Linked DNA regions of Mus musculus: all the other regions are linked to region 2. A link is a loop called in an ENCODE intact Hi-C map of the cell type or tissue named here. Cell type or tissue: left cerebral cortex. All regions are shown on one strand. Region 1 has its middle 66 kb from the start of 4930429C20Rik. Region 2 has its middle 79 kb from the start of Gm4251. Region 3 holds the start of Gfra2 (glial cell line derived neurotrophic factor family receptor alpha 2).

What was found. Peaks named below come from ENCODE experiments on the same cell type or tissue, not always from the same donor. Only the 100,000 strongest peaks of a DNase experiment are listed, where the experiment ranks them.
Region 1: it touches region 2 in a loop (2.4-fold over the local background); 2 of 42 quality-filtered maps call a loop at or near these places.
Region 3: a loop joins it to region 2, with 12 times the contacts of the local background. A loop is called at or near these places in 2 of 42 quality-filtered maps.

What each region holds. Positions count from the first base shown.
Region 1 is chr14:71,483,210-71,491,209 of GRCm38, forward strand. No RefSeq gene overlaps it. Among named protein-coding and RNA genes, the nearest start is that of 4930429C20Rik, 66 kb to the left of the region's middle. In left cerebral cortex, no CTCF peak of the experiment used is centred here; DNase peaks (open chromatin) are centred at 3,221, 3,573, 3,926 and 7,099.
Region 2 is chr14:71,326,143-71,334,142 of GRCm38, forward strand. No RefSeq gene overlaps it. Among named protein-coding and RNA genes, the nearest start is that of Gm4251, 79 kb to the left of the region's middle. In left cerebral cortex, no CTCF peak of the experiment used is centred here; DNase peaks (open chromatin) are centred at 743, 3,937 and 4,294; H3K27ac peaks cover 1,429 bases.
Region 3 is chr14:70,886,993-70,894,992 of GRCm38, forward strand. Gfra2 (glial cell line derived neurotrophic factor family receptor alpha 2) reads left to right here and starts at 3,115. Exons shown (of 9, transcript NM_008115.3): 1 at 3,115-3,902. The coding sequence starts at 3,863. In left cerebral cortex, CTCF peaks have their summits at 2,948 and 7,339 (motif pointing right); DNase peaks (open chromatin) are centred at 1,742, 2,078, 2,313, 3,015 and 8 more places; H3K4me3 peaks cover 6,221 bases; H3K27ac peaks cover 3,318 bases.

The sequences.
Region 1 (8,000 bases), 160 kb after region 2:
ACAAAATTCAGGATGCTCAGTTAGATTTGAATCCTGAATAAACAATAATTGTTTAGTATAAACCTGTCCCATAAGACATTTAGAATAATTATTTGTCGTTCAAACTCAGTTCCCTGGTTTCCTGATGCTATAGCCACTCTCTCAGATAGAAAGGGGGCAGAGAATCTGCATTTGTTCAAGCTGTCGCTGGGAGTCAAACTCACAAATTCTAGGACCTCTGCTTTTGTTTCTCCTTGTTGGGAGCAAAGGACAGACTAGCTAAGTGATAGTATTTGTGTGCTATAAATTACGAAAAGAGGAACATTTCTTAATTTAATAAAGCAGTTATTATATCTTGAATACAGAACAATCAATTATCTAGCATAAATGTACCAGACTGTGGTTTAATGGAAATCTGTATCTACAACCTATTGTTGCTGTTGAGTTAGAAGTAAATATGTTCTAATAACCAACTGGTATTTATTTAATGTACAATAACACGCCTGCTAAGCTTAAATGAAATGCACAGTTAATTAAAACCATCTCTGTACCATGTCCTCTAGGGGAAAACACTTTACACACAATCTGACTTGGGAGCTTTTTTTTTTTTTTTTTCTTTTTTAACCTTCACTTTCACAACTGAGCCCCTGTTGGGAGATTTTAATATGATCTGTTTGGGGGGTTGTCTTGAAAATAGATTTGCTGGGCAATTTTCATCATGTTTATAGCCATAGAAATCCTATTTATTTATCTACTGTGGAGAAAGCTTCAGGGATCCCACAAAGCAAAAATCCCAGGTTGGCTCCCTAATCTAGCCACTTGTGGGTGGGGTCATATGTGAGTTTGTCTTCTGTTCCGGTATGAATCTGTAATTTTCCCCTACAAACTCACATGTTGAAGGTTTAGTTCAGCTGATGGCAGGCATATTTTGGGAGACTGTAGAAATTTTTGTGAAGTGGGTAGTAGCCAGAGAAGTCATGTGTCTGAGTGCTCACCATGGAAGCTTCTACTGGGTCTCCAGTTCTCTTCTTTCTCTGCCTCCTGGTAGGCCAGGAAGGAAAAAAACTTCCTCTCCCACATTTTGTCTTCCGTTTTTGTTTGTTTGTTTGTTTGTTTGTTTGTTTGTTTTAGAGACAGGGTTTCTCTGTATAGCCTTGGCTGTCCTGTAACTCACTCTGTAGACCAGGCTGGCCTCGAACTCAGAAATCCTCCTGCCTCTGCCTCCCAAGTGCTGGGATTAAAGGCCTGTGCCGTCATCACCCGGCTTTCCTTTCTTGTTTTACCCAAGTGCATGTGCCAAGCGATCATGGACTGAACTCTCTGAAAAACTATATCCCCAAACTAGACTATTCTTTGTTCTAAGTTGTTCATGTTGGGCATTCTGTCATAGTGACAAGGAAAATAACTTTAGACTCTTGCCAGCTTGCAGCTCAACCTTTGCTTGAGTCTGAGTTTCTACTGTGTGAAATAAATATAATCCCTTAGATTGTTTCCCAGCATGTCTAAGAGACCAGGCAGCCCAGAAAACCTAACTTAACCTTGACTTCATAAATGGGTCTTCCTGGTATGGTGGTGGTGTCCAGTGCTGTGTGAGTCCAGGTTTGAGGCTGTCAAGAAATGGCTTCAAAATATTTGGACACTTCTTTGTTACTCAAATTTTATTCGATTCCTGGGTGCTTATTGGACTCCAGCACACATTTGGTAGACAAACTCCCACCCCCATCTCTCTCACAGAGGCATACAGTTAAGTTTATTCAATTCAAGGAGGCTTTCCAAACCTCTGAATTTGTTCCCTTTCCTGCAAAGTGGGCATTGTGTCTTCCCTACAAATTACACAGTGACCGTGAAGTTCAAATGAGACAATGTATGCGCACACACTTTCAGAAGTCAGAAAAATTAACATATAAATGTATATTTCCCCAATTGCAACAGTTCATGAGCGCTCACATGGGATTTGCAGATTTGTTGAGTGCTGAGGATGGAGCGTGACAACCTGTGAGTGCCAGGGCAAGCTTGGTGGGCCGGGGAGAGATGAGTAGCTCGGCCTCCCAGAGGACTCCTGGGTTGAGAGCCAGCCAAACAATTAAAGCCTGATGTTCATGTAGGCTGTGGAGAATAGAAAGTACTTTTGAAGCCATGACCTCATCTGCTTCTTACAGCGTCCTTATGAAGATGACAGAGTAGGTAAGCTTTCTCTTCCCTATCTTATAATAAAAGAAACGGAACCTCAGAAAAGAGCAACATGGGGTGCGAAGTCATTCGGTGCTGTGGATGGAGGTAGTGGTTCTGAGTTAATAAAACCTGTTCTGTGATGCAGGGCTTAGCTGGTGAGGTTGGACTGAATTTCAGGGCCCCTTTCCTTTTCAGGATGCTCCTAGGCAGGATATAATCAAGACAGGATGAGCACATATGGTAGTCGGTAGGAAGGCTGATGAGGCCCAGCTGCCCCAAAGGAGGTCCTGGAGATTGCTGACCTTCTATGGAAGACTCCAGGCTTCCCTAATGCTGAGGTTGTGTCCATGCTGTTCTGAGTGGCCATGATAAAAAGTTAATATCCAATTTCAGTGGGAAGCCATAGCTAACTATAATTACTCGGGTGTGTTGATAGTAAGGGCTGATGCAATTATAATTCCAAGGTCATGGAGAAGTGCACTCAGCAAGAATTTGTACTAGAATGGTCCTTTTTCTTTGGTCTTTTAGAATTTTATGGCGTTTCCTGGGATTACCTTTCCCTTCTTCTTATTCTGGTGGACATTTAGAAATGGGGTTCAGGCTAAATGGGGAGCTATGGGTGTTTTTGTCTGTACTGGGGTTCACTGAGTTTTGATTTCCTTGTGCTAGTCTAGCTCATTTTGTTTCAGAGTAGCCTTAGGTCCTGGTTGCTTTATCCTGCCCTACTTTTTTTGATTTGCCATCCTAGAAATAAGGAGGAGAATGAAGGTGACTTCCAAATGTTCCATTGTGATTTGGAGGTCCACCCAGGAGATGCTATATCCAGGCCCTGGAGCAGCTGGCAGGGCTGTCTGGCCAGGAGCAACGGCTTGGGCTTCCCACAAAGTGACCATTAGCAACGTGTGGCCTTTAGAGTCATAATGATTGCACATGAACATCAAATGAAAACAATAGTTCTTAAATATCTCTAGCCACATTCACTTCAAGTGCCCAGTAGCTGCAGGAACGCCAAACTATCATTCGGCAGAGTGGAATGTCAAGTGTTTCCATGACTACAGAAAGTTATATTGGTTTAACACCGAAGATGGTCCTGAGAGGAAGTTGGCTGGTCATCGGGGACACCAGGAATGAAATCCCAGAGAAGAGAAATTTGAGATCCAGTCCTGCTTGGCCTATAATCTTGGACCTGTCAAAATCTTGTGACTTTGGGCGAGTCATTCAACCCTTCTAAACCTCGGAACAATGGAAATTCAACTATTCTGCTGGACAGCATACATTATCTGGGGCCAGTTATACTTGTGTTGCCTAATTTGTCTCCATTCCTGCACACAAAGGAAGCTGTCGCTTGTCTATTTCTCCCTACTTTCTTTTCTTCTTCCTACTCCACCTCCATGTTCCACCTGCCATCCTCCTAGCATGGCCAAATTTAGCAAATAAAAACACGGGCTTCGAGTTAAACTAGACTCTCACATAAGCAACAAATGGCTTTTATAGCACATGCGTGTCTCATTCAATATTTGGGACATATGTATATTTAAAATAGTTAGACTGAGAAGGAGGGGTTGGTACAAAGGGGAATAGTTTGGGTGCTTCTCTATTTTTATTGATGGATAGGTTATATAATCATTTTTCTACTGTGCAAGCTCCTTCCCATAATGCCTTTGATTAATCATATGCATACCCAATTATGTATGGGCATTATATGGTAAATAATTGATTGTCCCTGAAATGTTACTGGAGGATATAGTTTTGACTTACTGTGCAAGCACTTGAAACTAGTTCAGGCCAGATTGGCCCTTCTTTTCTTCTAGATACTTCTGCAGTGGTTTCCACTAACTGTGTCTGAAACCATTTGATTGTCTAGTAGCTAGCTTAATGTATTTGTATAAAAATATTTGGTAGAGGAGCAAAAAAAAAATGAAAAAAGTCAGGGGTCTCATGGAAGGGCTTTGTAGTCATGTCAGAGAAGTAACCAACTTGGGCAGAACACATTGCCACCATGGATTTCATCTCGGGCTTTGGGTTTTATAAGCATTAGCATATAACTATAATAGAAGAAACTCATTTTTTCAAATAAGGCATCATGTGGAGCCTTAGAATACTTGAAATATTAGAGGGATTCCAGTGCATGGCAGAAATGGGGAGGGATCAGAGATGGTCTGCTTGCCTGATCTTCAGGAAAATCCTTCAGAAAAGTTGAAGCCAGGTTCTATTATCCTCGAGTTGTTCAGAATTCAGTTCTCTCTGACTTGGTTTGCCCTGTGCATGCTCCAGGGCTTGGGTAAAACACAGCATCAGACAAAATGCAGAAGAAATGTTAGGTACTAGCTGCTCCCCTCTCCCTCCCTCCCTCCCTCCCTCCCTCCCTCCCTCCCTCCCTCCCTCCCTCCCTCCCTCAGCCCCGCCAGCTCCTTGGCAGAAGGCTGCAGATGTCACTGTGCCTGCTTTGCTTCACTGCCCCTTTCCTCATCTTGGACTGTAAACATCAAACTGATCTTTTGACAGGTTGTGACACACTCCAGGGCTGGAGGAATTTGTAGCTGTCAGAGAAGGCTGGCTGATAGTTCTGCTTCTCAGAACACTGCTGGGTGCATCTCTCTGTGTAGATGTCCCACCTCCATAGACAGGTGGTACCTGGAAACCTCAGTCCGTTTTTTCCTTCACTTGGGGCTGGACTTATCCTGGAGGGAGTGGAGGATGCAAAGGCTTTGTCGTAAATCACAGTTAGCAGCAGTTCCCTTTTAGGTTTTGTTAAATAGTACTTGTCCTCCCAGAAGAGAGTAGGAGCCAGTAGGATGGTAGTGTCAGATCTATGTATCTTTGGAGGATAATAAGGAGGGAGGTATTCTTCATAAACCATATCTTTCTGTTGCATAAGAGGCTTCCCTCAGTTCATTCCTTCCTGCATCTATTAGAAGATCGCTGAACTGGGGAGGGATAGGGGCCCTTTTGTAAGTAAGAAAATGAGACAGGGTTTAGATGAATTCTTAGTTAGTGGTAATTGTCTAAATGTTCAGAAACAGCTTTAAGGCAAGACCTGTGACACCAAAGGCTAAGGTACTTTTCAGGTTCTTATGTCTATCAGATATTATTATAACTGTTTCATACGTCAATTCACTTGTTTTCTTCACAAACAGCCAGAGATGCATGGATTAGTACTGTGCCAATTCCAGATGTTACAATTTGAGTGCAGAGTGTCCCTCACAGGCCTGCAATTGGAGTGCCACCTCCTCAGCTTGTAGCACTAATCTGAGAGGCTACAAAATCTTTAGGAGGAGGAGCCTAACAAGTGGGTCATGAGATGTGAACCTTTCTTTAGAAGTATCTCTGGCCTCACCTCCTGCCTTGCTCCGTTCATCCTGGGCTGCTGGAATATGAAAAGTCTCTGCTACATAGCCCTGTGGCCATAAGGGGATTTCTCTGAACTGCCTTTCCACCATGAATGATGAAACACAAGACCCAAAGTTTTATCACAGACATAAAAGTAACTAGTACCATAGAGAGGGTGATTTGGGGGCTCTGGAAGGTTAACCATTCCTCCAAGATCGTCACTGGGGAGAGACAAGGCTTTGGTCTGAATTCAGGTGACACGTCCCCAGTGACTGCTTCTCTAGCTCCGCATGCTCTGCCGAGTTGTCATGAGGTGAAAATGGACCAGCATTGATAAGCACTTAAAAAAGCATAAAATTATTATGCAAACACAAGGTATTTTATGGATGGCTTGCTCCATCCCCAGATACTGGGATGACAGTCAAATTTGACTTTTTAATTGAAGGCAAGCTTGTCAAAAGGAGGCAGGGAACTTAGGCCAAGCCGACTTTAATAACACCTGTGTTCTCTGACCCCTCTTGGAAGGATTTGTTTTCTATTCACTAAATTTCTGAGTCAGGGTGTTTTGAGAATTTTTCTGGGCATTTCCCCTACTCAAGCAGAGAGATAACGTGTGTGTGTGTGTGTGTGTGTGTGTGTGTGTGTGTGTGTGGCTGTCTTGGGACCACAGGCTCAGGTAGCCTGGGATATTTGACCTGGACATTTCCTTGTCTCAAGAAGACTCAGGCTACACCTGGAGTTGGTTTTCTCATTGATTCAATGGTCCCATAAACATGTTCAATGTACACTGGTGTTTCTGCACTCAGTGAGATAAGTGAACCATCCCATTGTGTGTGCAATCCTGATTCTAGAAGGTGGGATGTGATGGATGGGGTGGTGGAATTGTAGCTTGATTTTCTTTGACCTCTTTGGTCCCTGTGCTGGTTGATGTAATCACTTAGGAAATAAGCTTCTACACATACCTGTGAAGACCTATGCCCATCTGTAGGCATTGCTGTGGGGGGCTTAGATCAAGCAATACCCTCAAACTGCGAGGCAAAGAAACCCTTTCTTCATTAAGTTGCTTATGTCAGTGCACTCTGCCACAGAAAAATAATGACTGAGAAACAGAAAAAAGGACTGAGGCATTGCCAGTGGATTTGATCCTGAGTTATTCTTGCTGAATTTTTGGGTTTCTATGTCCTTGTCCATTTGACATCCCAGAGCCACTTCTAAAGTATTATTATAAGCCTATTGTTCTCAGACACAGTTCCCACCCACATCTTAGGATATCTTACCACACCTGCTTGCCAAGTTCTTCCTTGTTATGTGCCAATTAGTGTCACTACATACTTCAAAAGTGAGACTAACAACGGTGTGAATGAAGCAGAATGATGTTAACCCAAGAGGCCCGCTTCTCCCCGTGGTCCAGGTGTCACCCTCATTACTCTCTTGGTGTGAAATCCAAACACTTAGGATGAAATTTGTGAGGTCGTTGCTCTGGTTTGTCTGTTTCAAAGGAGCATTATTTTTTTGTTCTTTCCCTTTTCATTCCCTGGAATCCAGGCTAAAGGCTTTCAAGAAAACGCAAACCATAATCAAATGAATAGTAAGTCTTTTAATTCTTATAATAAAAACCCTACAAAAAAATTAGCTGCCACAAATTGAGCAGCCGCTTGTGACAGATGCTGTGCTGGGCACATTATAGCTCTCCTCTAGTTTTATGATGGAAAGTGGATCAGCATCTTAGGATTATGTAAGTGGGACACTTAAGAGGAAGAAGTCGATAATCTATGTTAAATGAGAATTCTGCCTTTCACACCTGATCACTAATTTTTTTCTCATTGCACCATGGGAAATCTCAATGAACCAGTGGGATCCACAGCAGACAGTTCCTGGGACAAATGAGCAATAGACCATGTGTAATTGGAGGACCCAAAGGATTTATGGAAACACTGTTAGAACCTTTACACACATCTAGTCCTAAGCATATATTAAAGTCAGCAAAGATGAATCGTGATCTTATCATTCATGATTCAGCTACAAGGGATCTGAAGGGGAAGAGACAGTTTCTAACATATGCCTTTGTTGCTTCCAATAAGGCCTTTATGGTTATGGGAGACACAATAAAAGAAATGCATAAGTGTTAAGTAGACATAAGATAAAGTTGCAGACATGTAAGGTAGATGAAATGTGCTAAAATATGGACCATTTTGATATCTAGATGAAATGATGGATCAAATTGTCCACACTCATTATAGTACTTGGCAATGCTTCTAGCCCCAATGTTACAAGCTATGAGAATACTGAAGCTTCCCTTCTTCTAAAATAATGTGTACTATTTAACCAGAGAGAATAGTCATTTCACTCCACAAACCAGTTTGTTACACATCATTGATGGATTATAGACTCAGCTCCTTAGACACATTCTAGGGAGTGATGTCCCTTTAAATGCTACTCCACTGTGTGCCTGTGCATAGTTACTGGGCTCCACAAACATGCTCTTCTTGAGCACGTCTGGGGTGTCATGGAAGGAAGAG
Region 2 (8,000 bases):
CTGTCTTTCTTTCTTTTCTCTCTCTCTCTTTCTTTCTTTCTCTCTCTTTTCTTTCTGTCTTTCTTTTGTCTCTTTTTCTCTTTTCTCTCTTTCTCTTTCTTTCTTTCTTTCTTTCTTTCCTTTTTCCTTCCTTTCTTTCTTTCTTCCTTTCTTTTGTTCTTTCTCTCTCTCTTTTCTCTTCCTGTCTTTCTTTCTTTTCTCTCTCTCTTTCTCCCTCTTTTCTTTCTGTCTTTCTTTTCTCTCTTTTTCTCTTTTCTTTTCTCTTTCTCTTTCTTTCTTTCTTCCTTCCTTTCTTTCTTTCTTTCTTTCTTTCTTTCTTTCTTCATCTTTGCTGATGTGTGTGTAAGTACATGTGGTATAGTGCTCACGTGAAGGTCAAAGGACAAAAATATGGGAGTCTATCCTTCTACCATGTGGACCTTGGGATCAGACTCAGGCTTGGCTATAAGTGCCTACACTCCCTGGCTTACTTTCCATTATTTCTTTTGGAGACAAAATCTCTCACTAAGCCTGGATATTATTGCCTGGACAAGACTAGCTGGTTTGCAAGCTGCAGGGATCTTCTTGTTCTACTTCCCCAGAGAGAGGATTATAGATACCCATACTATGCCTGGCTGTTTGTGTGGGTGTGGAGGATCCACACTCAGGCTCCCCTTGCTTGCACAGCAAGGTCTTTACTGAGTGAATCATCTACCTCCATCTCTCTTCTTTCTTTTTAAAGGAGATATTACTTACTTGGCTCGTGACTCATGGGGCTCAGTTCCAGGTTGCTTGGCCTCATTCACTTGGACAGAACACTGCGATGGCAGAAGTACACAGCTGAGAGATGCTTCAGTTCATGGCAGACAGGAAGCAGAGGGAATGGAGGGGACTGGGGATGAATCATTACTTTCAAAGACTTGATACTCTGGAATCTACTTTCTTTAGTTACAGGAACTGGGCATAGTGAGTCTGGGAGTCACAAGCAACAGAGTGTGTTCCTGTCAAATTAAGAACCTGCCTCTCCCTGGAGCCCCAAACTTGTTATTTTCCCCAGTCAGCTAAACTGGAAGAAGTAAGACTTGAGAAATCAAGCCCACCTCCCAAAATAGCATCCCCAGCTGGAAATGTAGTAATTAACATATAAGACTGTGAGGGACGTTTCATATTCAAACTGGGGCATGAGATATAACAGAGAGTTGGTGCTCAATACGTGCCTTGTAAGTCTTTGGGTGAATGAGCAACCGTGGTATAGACAGAGAGGCTCATCTTGGTAACAGTGAGTATAGCCAGCCAGCAACTTGCCCGGTGCAGCATTGACAGGCCTTACTGTGAGAGATTGGATTAGATTGTGTCACACTAAGGGGTTTAGACTTATTCCCACAGGCAGAGGGACCCTTGGAAGTCTTATAAGCTAGAGAGTAACTTAACCTGTTAAGTGGTTTAGAAACACAGCTAGAGGGCACTTGATTCTTGAGTTAACTACCTGGAATTGGCTCTTATCTGATTTCTGAGGGTCTCACTTTTCCAGTTTAGCTAAGGGAGGGAAAACACATTTTGGGTTTCAGTTGTACATAGCATCTGCCTGTGACAACTACTTCCCTTCTGCCAGCCCCCACAGATGCTCCTGTTACCTGTGCCCTAGTTTTATACCTCTTTGGAGCTGTGGCCTGCTGCCCCTTTGTTTGGACAAGATCCATCTGGCACTTGCAACTTGGCTGGTAGCAGCCCATTTGGCAGCAGCCCTTCCCATATACACTGCTTCTGTGCTCAGATCAACACACATTCCCTCACTGGAGCCTCTCTGACCACAGCAGACCATATTGCTCTGTGGAACTCAGGACCACCCAGGTTCAGAACCAGACAGATTCTCTGTCTGCCATTGAGAGGTTCACAGAGGCAGAGGGCCTACTTCTAGCGGTCCCTGGGGTCTGCCTCCTCTTCTAAAGGAGTTGGCGTCCTGAGGAGAAATGCAGTGTCAGGTTATACATCAGGGGGGTGACAAAGCCAGGAAGAGATTCCAGTGGTGCACTCGTAGGCTTTCTGTTACTGTAACAACACGCCTGAGATAATCAACTTAAGAAGATAATAGGTTTGCTTTGGTTCACAGATTTGGAGGTTTTAGTCCATTGTCATTTGACCTTGTAGCTTTTGTGCCTGTGATGAAGCATCACATCAAGGTAGGGATGCACAGAAGAGGAAGCTGCTCACCTCTTGGTGGCCAGGAAGCAATCAAGAAGAGACAGAATCACCACATAATCTCCTCATAAAGCAATGATGTAAAATCTCCCATCATGTCTCACCATTTAGAGTCTTCTGCTTCCTTTCATTTTTTCCAAGCTTTGACCAAGCCTTTGATACTTGGGTCTTGGGGAAAAACTTATTCAAACCATAGCAGATGGCTTGACCCAAGTCTATTGCTTTTCTATTAGATGTGACTACCTGGGTGGGCTCCAAACAAAGAACAGGAGCTATTATTTTCTTCTCAACACAACCACTTATTTTGCCAACCAAATCATGAATTTGGAAATCTTGGATAGCAAAATATTTTATTTATCTCCTTGCAATTGTATGCCACATAGTAGTTATTTAATAAAATAGCATTGATTTGAGTCATTCCAGATGAGAACTGTCATTGTTATCCATAGCCTCAGTGCCATTCATTAAGGCAATGGTGACATGGGGACAAAATAACTGACTTTAGAAGCTCCAAGTGATAGCATGGACAGGCACGCCATCATCACTGTACATCTCAGAGTCCTTAGAAGGAAAGGCACTCCTGCCATACTGGCTCTGCCTCTCTGTTCTAGAGACTGACCCATCTGACTGCATTCTGCGGGGATGGTGCTAAGTCCAGTCTACCTCTCTCTACACACAGTTTCTGGAAGGGGCTGCTTTTCTCTGAACTTGCCTGGTTCAGATGGCACTGGTCTTTCCCTTAAGCTTTCTCATGCCCCATGGCAATTCTGACTTCCTGTCAATACTAGTTTCTAATACATTCCCAGGTTGATTGTAGATCCTTTACTGACTTTTTCCTGGAAAATACTGGTTTCTGATGGAACCTGGTCTGATTGCAAGAGCTCAGGGACCAGAAACATGTCAGTGAGGCAGAAGGTTCTCCATGGCCAAATAGATTTGGCATTGTTGCAAAATATGGAGGACTAGCTAAGCTATGTATTCATAGACTCAACAAACTTGCTCTCTGGTGAACATGGGGGAATTTGGGGGCAGATGAGCACTTTCCTATCTACCCCTTTTAGATGGTCTTATAGGGATCACCTGCATTTAATCTTTTGGACTCTAGTTCAAGAAAGACAATTTCATTTAAAACATTAGTCAGATGTTATCACTTCCATCCATGGAGCTCAGAATCTAGTGAAAGGTAACCCATGGGGAAATTCTACTGGATGCAAGTAATGGGAAAGAAATATGCTAGAGGGTTGATTCATGCAGCTGGATATGGACGCCACCAGCTAGGTGACTCCAGGAATGGACCTAGAGTCATGTAGAAAGAATCTGAGCAGGAAGAAGATCAACTTAGACCCCAGATTCTGTATTTAAGTCATGACAGTTAGCAGGTCCTTGGCCAATGGAGGAAAATTATATTGCTTTCAACCTAATTGCAAAACGGACAGAAGTGAGACACTCTGAAGCCAGTGACTGGCCTGGGGCTTTTCATGAGAACATGGTCACCATCCATAGGGGTGTGCTTCCTCTGAGTCCCAGAGTGGTTTTGAAATAGAACTGCCTCCTAAGTCAGAATATGAGCATTTGACGTGTAAGTGCATGGATAAGGGACAAAAAGAGATTAGTTGCTGATTCTGTGAGTAACCATGTCCCAGGACTGGCCCTGAGGGAAGATGGAGGCTGACACCAGCACATCAGGAAATGATCCTCCCTCTTCCTGTTCCTTAGGCCGAGAATGTTCCCACACACTGAGCCAGAGGGAAACAGGGAGGGAGTCACAGCACAAGTAGCTTAAATAACTCGTGTTTCTTGGGCATTCAGGCTTCTACTTTGATATAAATTCAAAACCTACTAGTTTATTTATTTTATTTGGTTAGGAACCAAGACAATGGTGGCTTCATTGGAAACATGTGTGTGTGTGTGTGTGTGTGTGTGTGTGTGTGTGTGTGTGTGTGTGTGTGTGTGTTTGTGTGTGTGTGTTTCCTTTTTCTTCTTTAAAAACCCTGGGCAACTGACCTAGTTTTTTATTCTCTTTGAACTCAACAGAGGCAGCTCTTCTTCAAAGCAGGCTGTAACATTAAGGTTCTCTGCTTTATGTGGACGAGGGTGAGTCACCCAGTTACTAAAAAAGATGAGCCATGAATGCTGTCTTTTAAAGCTGTCTTTGTGCCCAGAGCTCTTTTGGAATTCTTTTTTTGTTTTCTTTTGAGCACTCCTGACTTGCCCTTAGTACTTAAGTCATGCCAGTTAGCAGGGAAAGCAGGGTGAAGGAAATGTTGTCTATTTGTTTCTCTACTAAACGAGTTTCAGGGAGAATGTGAGGCAAGCAAAGCATTGCTGGTGTACTCCCAGCTCTCGGCGACCCATGTTGGATGAGAGCTTCCTAGTCTTGCACACTTGGGAGGACCACATACACCTGGTTCTGCAGATCGTTCGGTGCACAGCTAGAGCTCAGGTGAGCAGTGAGCTTGCTTGGGATCCTTCACCTGAAATGGTGCCATTCACACCATTGACATTCTAGTAGTTCTGTTGGTTGAGGGTGAAGGGGAATCATGCACTGAACTCTAAAAATAAAAACACTCTTCCTTCTTCCAAACAGACTTGAGTTTTGCTTCTGCACAGGCCCTGTGGGGAGCAGAGTTGGATAAATAAACCAAGGGGGTTGAGTATTGAGCACTCTCAGCTAGGGAGGTCTGAGTTGTTTTGGATGGCTAGTCTGCTCCTGCTCCCAAATCTCTCCCGAACTCACTTTTTATGTTTGCTTAATAATTTTCTGATCATTTCATACATGAATATTTGTATTATTCCCACCCATTTTCCCTTCTGCAGCTCCTCCAGCATCACACCAACTCTCTTTGAACTTCATGGCCTACACACACACACACACACACACACACACACACACACACACACAGAGGCATGCACAAACACACATCTACTGCTAAGTAAGTTAAGTGTTGCTCATATTTATATGCATTTAGGGTTGACCGCATGGGGTTGGATAACATCTCAGAGGTTTCCTTCTTGGTAAGGGCAAAATCTGAACTCTTGAGCTCCAAAATTGAAATTTGATTATTAGTAAGCTACACTTCTTAGTGAGACATGACAGAATTAAGCAGTTTGATGGGGGAGTTTAGAGCATCAGATTACTTTCCAAAGAGTGTCCATGTTGCGATATGGACACAGCAAACCAGGTAGACCCATTCTGAGGGAGATGGGAGATAGGCTACTCTGGTGACAGACATTCCTGAGTGTCATCCTGGTCAAATGGCTGCAAATGGGCTGCATGTGTAATGTCTCTCTGACACTTAGGTTTGGCAGGGCCCTTTTTGTATTTTTTGGATAGGTGATTTGTCACAATGTGCAAATTCATAACCCTTCCTTCCATCCCCAATTCTGGGACCTTATACTCAAGACACACAGCCACCTCTCCTAACTCAGAGATGAATCAATTACTGCTGGCAGCCAGGGCCCAGTGTGCCCTCTCTATCTCTAATGCCAGGTTCTTAGAGACGGCTATTACGCATTTTAACAAATAACAGGAGCGCTAAGGCAAGGACTTTTATCGCAATATGAACACTGTAATTTCAACCTTTTAGGGCAAGCAATCTATGGAATCAAATCCAATGTGGAGGATGCAGAATGGTGGTTCAGCTGTAGCAGTTTGACTGGGAAGGACAACTTTCCTAGGATGGAGTCTAGGATGGACAGGAAGCACTCAGTGCTTCTAGACCTTAAATGGGAATTCCTAGAGTGAAGACTATGCCAGGTGCCCTGGTCAGTGAGCCTTCCCACTCCCTAGGTCACTCTTACTTCTGGATATTGCTGGCTGGAATCCACACACAAAGGTCTGTGCTGTGTGGAGAAATGTCCACTTCTGTTGTCACCAATGCAGAGATCATATCATGTGATCACAAGATACTAGGCTGAGCAGTTTCCAGACTGCTGCAGTCTCCAGTGTAGGGGCTACTCTTAGCTCATTTTCATTTGTAAGGAGTAGGAAGCCCACTACTGAGCGAGTGCTTACAAGTTGTTATACTGAATGCTCTGCAGAATGTTACACTTAATGCTTGCACTCTTGCCTGTCTTGATTTAGATGGGATCACCAGACCCATTTCTCCTGTTTTGAGAGAAACAGCTTGAAAGGGGAGATTAGGGTTTCACACTCAGAGAACCTATGTCCAGAGTCACCACATACCACTACCCCTTTTCACTTCCTTTCTAAAGAGATTTCTCACTAGCCAGAGGCCCCCAGACCCAATACCCCATCCAGCAGCCATACTGCCCTGACCTTCAACTTCATTCTTCTTGCTAATTTCCCAGTTTAATGATAGGATACTCCATAATTCCACCGAGCCCGTCTAAACACTGCACGGAATGGCTCATTAAGCATGAGACTAGGTGCTTATTTGGTAATGAATTAGAATAGTTGTTGCTCTGGGAATTTCTATGTTAGATATGGTAAAGTTGATGTGGCCACAGGAAGGACGGAGAAATAGTCTTAGGAGGGATATGTTTATTACACTCCTAGGCCCTAACGAGGAGTTGTCATACATACCAGGCAAGGCCACAGAGGGCGCATCAGCCATTGGCAAGGTGATCCAAGAAGGCTCAGAAGGAAGTGTAGACTAGAACCATACCTGTGATTGCCACGGAAAAAGGAAGACAAGGGAGGGCGCTGTTTAGAATGCACTCATTTGGATAATTCCCATGGGCTTGGGTTCAAGGGATGGTTTCTAGTAGCCCAACCCAGGGATACCATACACAGGAGGAATGTTGGCTTGGTTTGAATCTGAAAAGTTTCTTTCAGGTTCCTGTTTTGAATACTCCATCTCCTGGTTGTGGTGATATTTGAAGATCTTGAGGCCTAGGAGGTGGGACCTAGTTGTTGAAAATAGATCATTCAGGGTCAATCTTTAAAGAGTTCGCCCATCTGGCTCTGTCTAATGCTCTTAGATTCCTGGGCTGCTTCCACATGAGCTATCTTCTACAAGTCAGTAGACTAAGGCCTGCTGATGTGCCTGCAGTGCTGAATAGAACTTTCTGAACCCTTGAGTCAAAAAGAAATCCTTCTTCCTTTAAGCTTTTCTGCCAGGTATGCATTATGGCAATGAGAAAAGTGACTAATATAAAAATAATTGAAATTAGTGTGTTGGAAGAACGTGAAAAAGTTTGTAAGTATGAATGTAGGAGCTCTAGAATGCCAAGAGTCTCTTAACTGTTAATTTTAGTGGGGTTGTGGAATATCAGAATGCCATTAGAGCTGAAGACAGTACAGACTGACTTCATGGGGCCTCTGATGAATGGGGAGAAGAGCATCACTGGCAGCCAAACTCAAGGCTGCTCATACTACATTCTGGCTGAGAATCTGCTCATAGTCTAGTATTCGAGTGAGGCCAAATCCAGAAGTAGTGGGATGGCATGTTTGGGAGATGACTTTCCAAGACAGCGAAGCCTTCAGGTTGTAGTCTGCTTGCCGTTTTAGTCTAGGTTTCTTCTGAGAATCAGGAACAAACTATGGAGTTGAAAAATGGTAAGTGTGGGGAGCATTTGAAGAAGAGCAACAAGTTAAGTGCAAACCAATCAGCTATAATTGTTCGAGAGATTAGTGCATTCAAAGATGAGCTGTGAACTTCCACAGTGTGCACTGGAACAGGAAAGATGTGCTATGGGCGAGGCCTTTCTTATTGAAAGCTGCAAGGTGTAAGGATGCACGCCCACCCAACTTTCCTTTGAAAGGTGTGTGCTGTCTAAGATGCTGCTGCTGCCAGAGGTGGTGGTGGTGTCCTCTGGGAGAATCTCCCACTAGAGTATATTCCTAGGCTTAAGCCACA
Region 3 (8,000 bases), 440 kb before region 2:
ACTCTGTGCCTCCCCTTCCTCCTTGCTCTTGAGGGAACCTTCTCCACAAGACAAAGGAGAGAAGGCACAAAGTTTCATGTGCCCTCCCCCCACCCTCAATCGTTATGATGCTCTGATGCTCTGCTCCGTCTGTGTTCAGGGGGTGGGCCCTGTGTGAGCAGAGATGCAGCAAGGTGAGGTCCACGAGAGCAGAAAAGAACACAGGGTATCTTAGGTGTGAAAGTGCATCATGTCCCATCTCCCAAAGGGCACCACATTCCCCCATAACTTACTCTTACAAGAGCTTCTCCCATTTTCTAGAGAGCACTTTCTGCTTCCCTTGAAACCTCGCTATTGTCCAATCTCTGCTTCTCATTGCTCTTAGCTCCTGTAGCCTCCTGTAACCTCATTCACACTCTGGGCCCAGGAGGAAAGGGGTGAGCCAGGCATTCTGTCAGCAGCTTTGGGTGCAGTGTGCTGTCTAATCTCTACAAATCAGGTTTTAAGAAACATCCCCCATTTTCTGCATGAGCTAATTGAGGCCCAGAGAGATTAAATTAAATTGCCCTCTGCCTAGTAGGTTCTTCTCAGCAGATCTTGGCAAACAGACAGTGTGTGCCCTATCCATCGAACAGTAGCTTAGACTGACAGTTGGCAGAGGGTGGTGGATCTTGGTGCGGATAGGAGGGAAGAGGGTTCAAGGTAAATATGTCCCATAGTGTCAACAGGGGGTAGCGAATATTTCCCATTGTCCTTTGTGAGGCCTGGGTGGTCCTGAAGGCCTGAAGCATCACAAGTCACTCACCTCCTACTACCAGAATCCCCTGACTCTGTTCCCATGGGAACTCAGCAGAGCATATCCTTGGCTGTCTTCTATGGCTTTCTCAGCCCACTTAGCTTTTTTTTTTTTTTTTTCTCCCAGAACCCTCTCCCCCTAGTACTCAACTAAGGCTAACCGAAGGTAAGGTCTGAGTAATGGCGGGATTGCTTAGCATTAATTTTGAAGGAGAGGCCTTTAAGGGAGGTGGGGTAACACCTGGATCTACAGAAGGGCCAGGAAGTAGGTGAGTGAGTGGAAGAGGCTTAATATATTTAGTGGTGAAGCATCCAGCCTCTGGCTTCTGGGCTAAGAGTTTCTAGAGGTATATCTCACTGCTTTTCATCTTCTAACCTACATCAGATGTGTAAGTTCCCCAATGTTTGAAAAGAACCTAGGGGACTCTGGGAAGTAAAAAACAGCAGAGGGATGGAGGATTGACGAGAGAAGCCAACGCTCCCCTGCTGCTGCTTAGGCACTTTTCGTTGGAACTCTCCCCTACCCAGCTGTCACAGTGGTGTTATTTTTGGGTGTAGGGTCTAGGATCGTTGTCTCCCAATGGCCAGATGAAACGCCTGTTCTGTGCCTTCCCGCCTAAATCCACAAGATGGAAGTTGCTCCCTCTAGCTTTCCCACTAGCAGCTAAGGCTGCTGGTTTTGTGAGTGACCCCCTCTCTTCACACTAAACACACTACCACTTCCTTTATTCCACCGCCTTAATATTTAACAATGTATTTTAGAAGACACTCCCAAATAAGCTTGAGATGGTGACAGCTTTTTTTTTTTTTTTTTTTTTTTTTTTGGCAACGTGGAAAGTTGACGAAGCATCGCCTAAACCTGGCTCCGGGAGTCGCATGCAAGACATAGGAGTGCGAAATGCCAGGGCAGCCGAAGGTGTGTCAGAGAAAAGCGTGGAACTAGGGTGCCGGGTGTGCGTGGGCTGTATGATCCCGAGGGCGCTGAGACATGTGTACTGCCTGTCTGCCGCCCTGCCACCTCGGTCAGCAACCTCACTTCGCCTTCAACCCTTCTCCAGCCAGACGCTTCTTTTTTCGGGGCTTCTGGGCTTTTATTGTAAATTCTATGACTAAATTACGCCGGTGAGCTGGGGCCAAAGACAGATGGATAAATTGTCCCCCTTCCCGGCTTGGGGAGGAGTCTCCATCCGGAAGGGTCTCCACCCTCAGCTTCGGGAACCGGGAGTGGCCTTAGTTCCCCGACTAGCTCTAGGGAGTCCAGGAGATCTCTGTGTGCGGGGAGGGGGTGTGAAGCAGAGGCCTGAGTGTCCCTTGTTTTGGGGCTCCCCAGTAGGGTGGGGTGTCAACCCGGGCTGGATTTTTCCCGCGCAGTTCTGGCTGGTTCACTGGCCTTGGAGGAGGAAGTTGGGACCCCTAGACAATCTTCTCTCTGGTCCAGGGGAGGAGAGACCAACTGGGGAAGAGGTGTCTGGAATGGCTGCAGAGCTGGTGTGTGTGCCTGTGTGTTGGGGAGCGCGCGCGGGGTGGGGTGGCAAGCGAGTCACTAGTGTGCGGTAAAAGTTCTTGAGCTCTGCATGCAGAACACACGAATAGGAGCGCGGGGTTAGACCCAGGGAGATAGGGTTGGCCTACAAGGGCGTCTTTGGGTTCCCTAGTGCTTTTGGGAAGACTCTCAGAACGGCTCCCCACAAGGAATACATCAGCTTGCAGAGTGGTGCTCTCTTTTTCAGACCTGGACCACCACGCCTGGGTTTTTCTACTGCCCTGCCCCCATGCCTCTAGGATGGCTCCAGCACCCGGGCCTCAGTGTCTCCCTAACCTCGTTCAGGCTTCCGAAACCTCATGGCTCTGGGGGTCCAGTGCAGGGGCAGGAGCACTTGGAGAACGCAAGCCTTCACCTAGCCAGGATGAGACATTGCATGGAGAGGAGGGGGCGGGAGGCTTCGTTGGTTTGAGCGTGGACACTGGCCGGGGGATCTAGTCGGTTTTCCGGCCAAGGCAGCAGGCTGGTCCCAAGGGCGGGCAGTTGAGCCGAGGGAGCCAGCGGTGGAGCTCACCCCTAGGCCAGTGTTCCTGGGCGCCAGCGCCACTCCGGTGTAGCTTCCATCACCGCCGAGTCGCTACCACTGCTGCTGCAGAGTGTAGCTGCTCCGCCGCGCTCCCGCGCGCTGCGCCGCCAGCCGCCAGGGAGCCGGGGCGCTGAGCCCCGAGCAGAGGAGAGGGGCGAGGCGCGAGAGCCTAGGCGAGGAAGCCGCGAAGGGGGAGGGAGGGAGCAGGCGGGCGGAGGGAGGAGCAGGGAGAGAGGGAGTAGGGAGGGGAAGAGAGAGAGAGAGGGAGAGTGAGGGAGAGCGGAGATCGAGAGCAAAGAGCGAGAGCGAGGGAGAGGAGAGGAGAGGAGAGGAGAGGGAGAGAGGAAGGGAGGAAAGACACACGCAAGCACAGGCACACCGGCACTGGAATTCCATTAGAAAAAGTGAGCCGAAGCAAGGGATAGCGGGAGAAGATTTTTTTTTTTTTATTTTGAATCTTTTTCTTCGTCTTGGTGCCAAAGAAGCGACTCTGGTCTCCCGTCCTAGAAGCTCTACTGGATTGCTCCCATCCGTCGGTGGATTTCTTTCCTATTTGCATTTATTCTGACCCCCCTCCCTCGCTGCTTTCTTCCAGTCCTTCACTTTCAGATCGCCTCGCCCCCACCTCTCCAGTCCCCTCCTGGGAAGTGCAGGGGAATTGGACCCACGGGGACTCGCGCCTTCCCGGCCGCGAGAGCGAAGGGCTGGGCTGACCTCAGGACCAGGCTGTTGGCTTAGAAGGCAGCCAGACACATAGCTACGTGTGTTTGATTTCAGTGGCAAGGGGGGGACGTCGAGAGGCAGCCCACCGCCCGCCTCCCACCCCTCCCCCTCCAGCCAGCAGCGAGAATCCCTGGACTCGGGATCTTCAACCGGCGGCCGCCTGGCGGGATCTCCGCATTGGATTTGGGGGTCGTTATCATTGCTTGGCTGTTATTATTACCGTTGTTATTTTATTTTTATTTTTTAAACCTAAGGGAGAAAGACACATACACACAAAACTGTGGGATTTATTTAACATGATCTTGGCAAACGCCTTCTGCCTCTTCTTCTTTTTAGGTGAGTACCTGCAGGTGGCGAGTCTGGGGGTCACAAGGGGCTGCGCGCGTTCAGTCGCCCACTGGAAGCTGGGCATGCGGGGGTGGGCTTGGGGGCTGCAAGCAGGGCGCCGTGGGAGACACCGGGAGATCGCGCCAGGCTGGGAGCCCGGGCCTGGGGCTCCGGGGAGCCGAACTGCCTGGGAGGCTCTAGAGGAGGGAGCTGTGCAGCGGCTAGCTGGTTGCGCGGAGGACCGAGAAGGAGACTTCCAACATTCAAACCATCTCCGCACGCACTCCCGTGCCGCGCGCGCGCACACACCCCGACACACACTCTTACTTGCAGGCCGTGATAGCGCTCATTTCCCTCAAAATAATGGGTTCAATTTGCAACAACTTAGGAAGGAAAAAAATGCAACTGTTGGTGTGAATGAAAGGAAGGATGGGGAGAGGCTGGCGGGACGCTATCAAGCCTGCCCCTCCTTTCTGGAAGGCTCTCAGAGTCAGTGGGTTTCGGCAGGAGGTCTTGGTTTGGACGTTTGCGGGGAGTCCTTGTAGTCACCTCCTACTTGCCAATCAGTCTCAGGAACGCACCCTATCTCTCCACTCTCTGTAGCACTTTGCAAGTTTCTCCCTACCCACGGCCTCCCTTTCCAAGCCAGATGGGTAGGTGGAGCTCAGGCTTGCAAATGGGTGTTCAAGGCCTTCAAGAGCAACAACCCAGGGGCCTAGGGCATGTGACACGGGAAAGAGGAGGCCAAAGTTTGCTCCTTGGAAAGAAGATGGTGCGGGGGAATGCAGGAAAAGGGAGAAAACAGATCTTAACAAAGACCACTTACTGCTCACCCCATAAGCCCCCTCCCTCTGTGACAGGGAGGAGCGGCTGCCCAGTGGTTCTGAGCTCCAGCAGGCGCCTCCCCACCTCCCCTTATACTTTGTAAAATCTCAGCTGCTTGGGAAGCAAGGTCTAGGAATAGTTTACAGGTAAAGAAAAGATGCTTTCAAAGCTAAAGGCTATGTGTGGACCCAGGGTTCCCAGGCAAGGTTACTGGTAGGGAATTCTGGAAAATGTGTGTGTTTGTGTGTGTGTGTGTGTGTGTGTGTGTGTGTGTGACATCTGCTTTTAGTCCAGGTGCTGTTCTGCTTGTTGGTAGACCAGAATGAACTGGCTACCAAGCAGGGATCAAGAAATCACCTTTACCTTCAGCAGAAAAGGGCTCTGGATAGCCCAGACAGGGAGGTAGCCTTTGCTTATGGAAGATATGCATGGTCTAAGAAGTGCCCTCCAGATTGTAGGGGATTTGTAGTCAGGGTGAATAGATATTGGCTGTATCTTTGCTTGCTCACAGACTTTCTACCTCCCAGCTATGCATTCCCAGGGGACATAGCCCTGCCCTGGGGTGTGGCCTTCACCATACTTGCTTTCTCCACATGTCAGTAACCCTGTGGGTGGGAGGGACAGGGTAGGAGGGTAGAAGATGCTCTGGGCTCACTTTCATCCCTTTCCAGCAGCCTTGGGGGAAGTGAACTCTCATTCTGAATGAACTGTCACAAAATTTGACCTTATCTTCATTAATGGTCTGAAAACGTAGCTTTCTAGGGTCTTAGAATGATCAGAGCGAAGAAGAAAGCATTGCATTTCAGGTAAAAAGTGGCCAGATTGCCTGCTGTTGAGTTACACCCCTCCCTCATAAAGGATGCATGCTTCCAAGTATAGGGGCCCCCCTCTGAGGGGCAGTGGTATATGAGCACAATACCCTCCAGTATCAGACCCCATGTTGCACATTGGGTGATCCTAGCTGAGGAGTCAGTTCTCCTCAGATGTGGCAATGGGCGTCCTGCCCATAATGGGTGTGTACACGTATTTGCACGTATGTGTGTAGAGATTATGAGCCGAGAGCAGAGATGTCCGCCACTGCCTGCTCCCCAAGGGCTGAAATGGAAAGTGGAGGAGGAGGGGGTTGCCTGATGCCTCCTTGAGTTATGCCCCTTCAGTCCCCTATCCCTCAAAAAGTCCCTCTCCAAATCAGGGCAAAGGGTTCAAGGGAATGGCAGGCCAGGGGAGTCTGAAAAGCTCTGACAGGCTGGGATGAATGGTGTGAAGGAAACTTAAATCCAAAAGCCTTTTCCTGGCTAGATGACTATATAGTTGGGAACCACTTGGAAAGTCTGTTTAGTGTGGCGGTTCCTTAGCAGTTTGGGATTTCAGTCTCAAATCAGCAGTTTGGCTGGGGCCATGTCCCGCCCCCTTCAGATGCCTTTCTCAAAGGTTCTGAGTGAGACCTAATGTCAGAGGACTTACCTTATAGAGAAAGGGCTTTTAAACCCAACCATCCAGATTTCCAAGGTTGGCATAGGATGCCATGGAGAGAGGAAACAGAGTGGGCAGAGCACCAGGCCCCCCGTGGTATTCTAGCACATTCTGGCTGTTGAGGGGACTGTAGACACAGGAGGGCAATGTGGACCTCTGCCTTCCCCTCCCTGGCACTCCCTGGAACTGGTCCACACTGTCTATTCTTGATAATTCCAGGTTTTCTTCCTCCAGGCCACGAAGGTAGCCTTTTCTTCTGATTCTTGGCTAGCCTCTCCCGGTTACTGTGTTTCCCTTCTCTGCTTGGGCTTGGTTGATTCTGGGAGTTCTGAAGCCGAGTCCCAGAGATAGGGACAATGATCAAAAGGATGTCCTGGTCCTCTGCAGAAACTATTCTTGCCCTTCATGAACATCAGTTGACAGGATGAGGAAGCCCTTTGAGACTGGTGTGGGAGCCAGTAAAGGCTTGTGTTAAGGATATCAAGGGAGATTTTGGCTTCAGCTGCAGGGCAGGCCAAGACTGACTTTAAACTCGTGTAAGTTCTGAGCCCATAGAAGACCCAGCCAGAGTGCCAGCATGTCCCATTCTGTGTTCCGCTTGGGCAGTTAAACCTTTAGCTCAATCAGGTGGAAGGTGAAGTCCTATGGAACCCCGGGACAAAGTCAGAGAGAATGCAGAGCTGGCTGGCTGCCTGAGAGCAGCTGACAGGTGCGAGTTGGGGGCGTGGTAGTTCAGCTGTTCCTGGGTGGCCCAGAGGCACTAGAGTCCTGTAAAGGGATGCAGGAATCTGCTGAAGCCTTGAAAGAAAGCTGCTACCTCAGCTGTAGTGGAGGACACATCTCAGGCTAGTGCCTGGGCAGACCTTGCTTTCAGCAACTTCCACTTTGTATGGGGGTTTCTACGACTTGTCTTGTTTCAGTGTGGTTACATCCTTCCGCTCTTTCTGTTCTGGGCCAGGGTTTTGGTCAGCAAGAGAAGAAATTTTCCTTTGCTGTAATTGGAGCCTCCTCCATCGGGAGGCCAACTCCCTTTCATCTCCTTTGCTGTTTCCAACTGGGAATGATCCCCCTCACCCCCCCCCCCCGCCCCTCCCAGCTCTGGGGAGTGACAGGCTTGCTGTGTGCAGCTCTACCTGTAGGTGTCGCTGTCTCCCTGCAGTAGCTCCCCCATGAGCAGGGCCTCCTAGGGAGAAGGCCTGAGCGTGGCAGCTCTGAATGAGGATGGAGTAGGGGGATTCTGCAGTATTCTGAGGAAGGGATGACTGACCTAGAGTTTTATTCTCTTTTGGGTGGGAGGGAGTGGAGAAAGCCTCTCAAATTATTCTTTGGGTCCTGCAGAAGGCAGTCTTTGCTCTGGCAGAGAGATGTGGCTTTTTGAGGGGGCAGGGTCTGGAGTTAGGGCTTTAGGAAGGACAGGGAGACAGGAAGATGCCGCCTGTGTCTGGAGGAAACCATTTTGGAAGCTTGGCTTTGAAAGGGTCCGGCCAGCTTCTCTCTGCCCTTCATGTCCAGTCCTCAGGCCCCTCCCTTCTGGGGACACTGTGGGAGGCAGATAAGAGGGAGTGGGCTGAAGCCATACTCAGGCTGGAAGGCAGGGCCCAAAGGAGGAGAAGTCTTTTCTTTCTAGAGTTGATTTATTAATTTGCTTTAGGAAGGATATATAAAAAAGACAGGATTTCAGAATAGTGTATGAAGGAAAGGAAAGAGAGAGAGAGAGAGAGAGAGAGAGAGAGAGAGAGCACATTTAAAAGGAAAAGGTGGTGAGGTCGGTTGAGAACAGAACCCTTGGGAGACAGGAAACAGGAGATG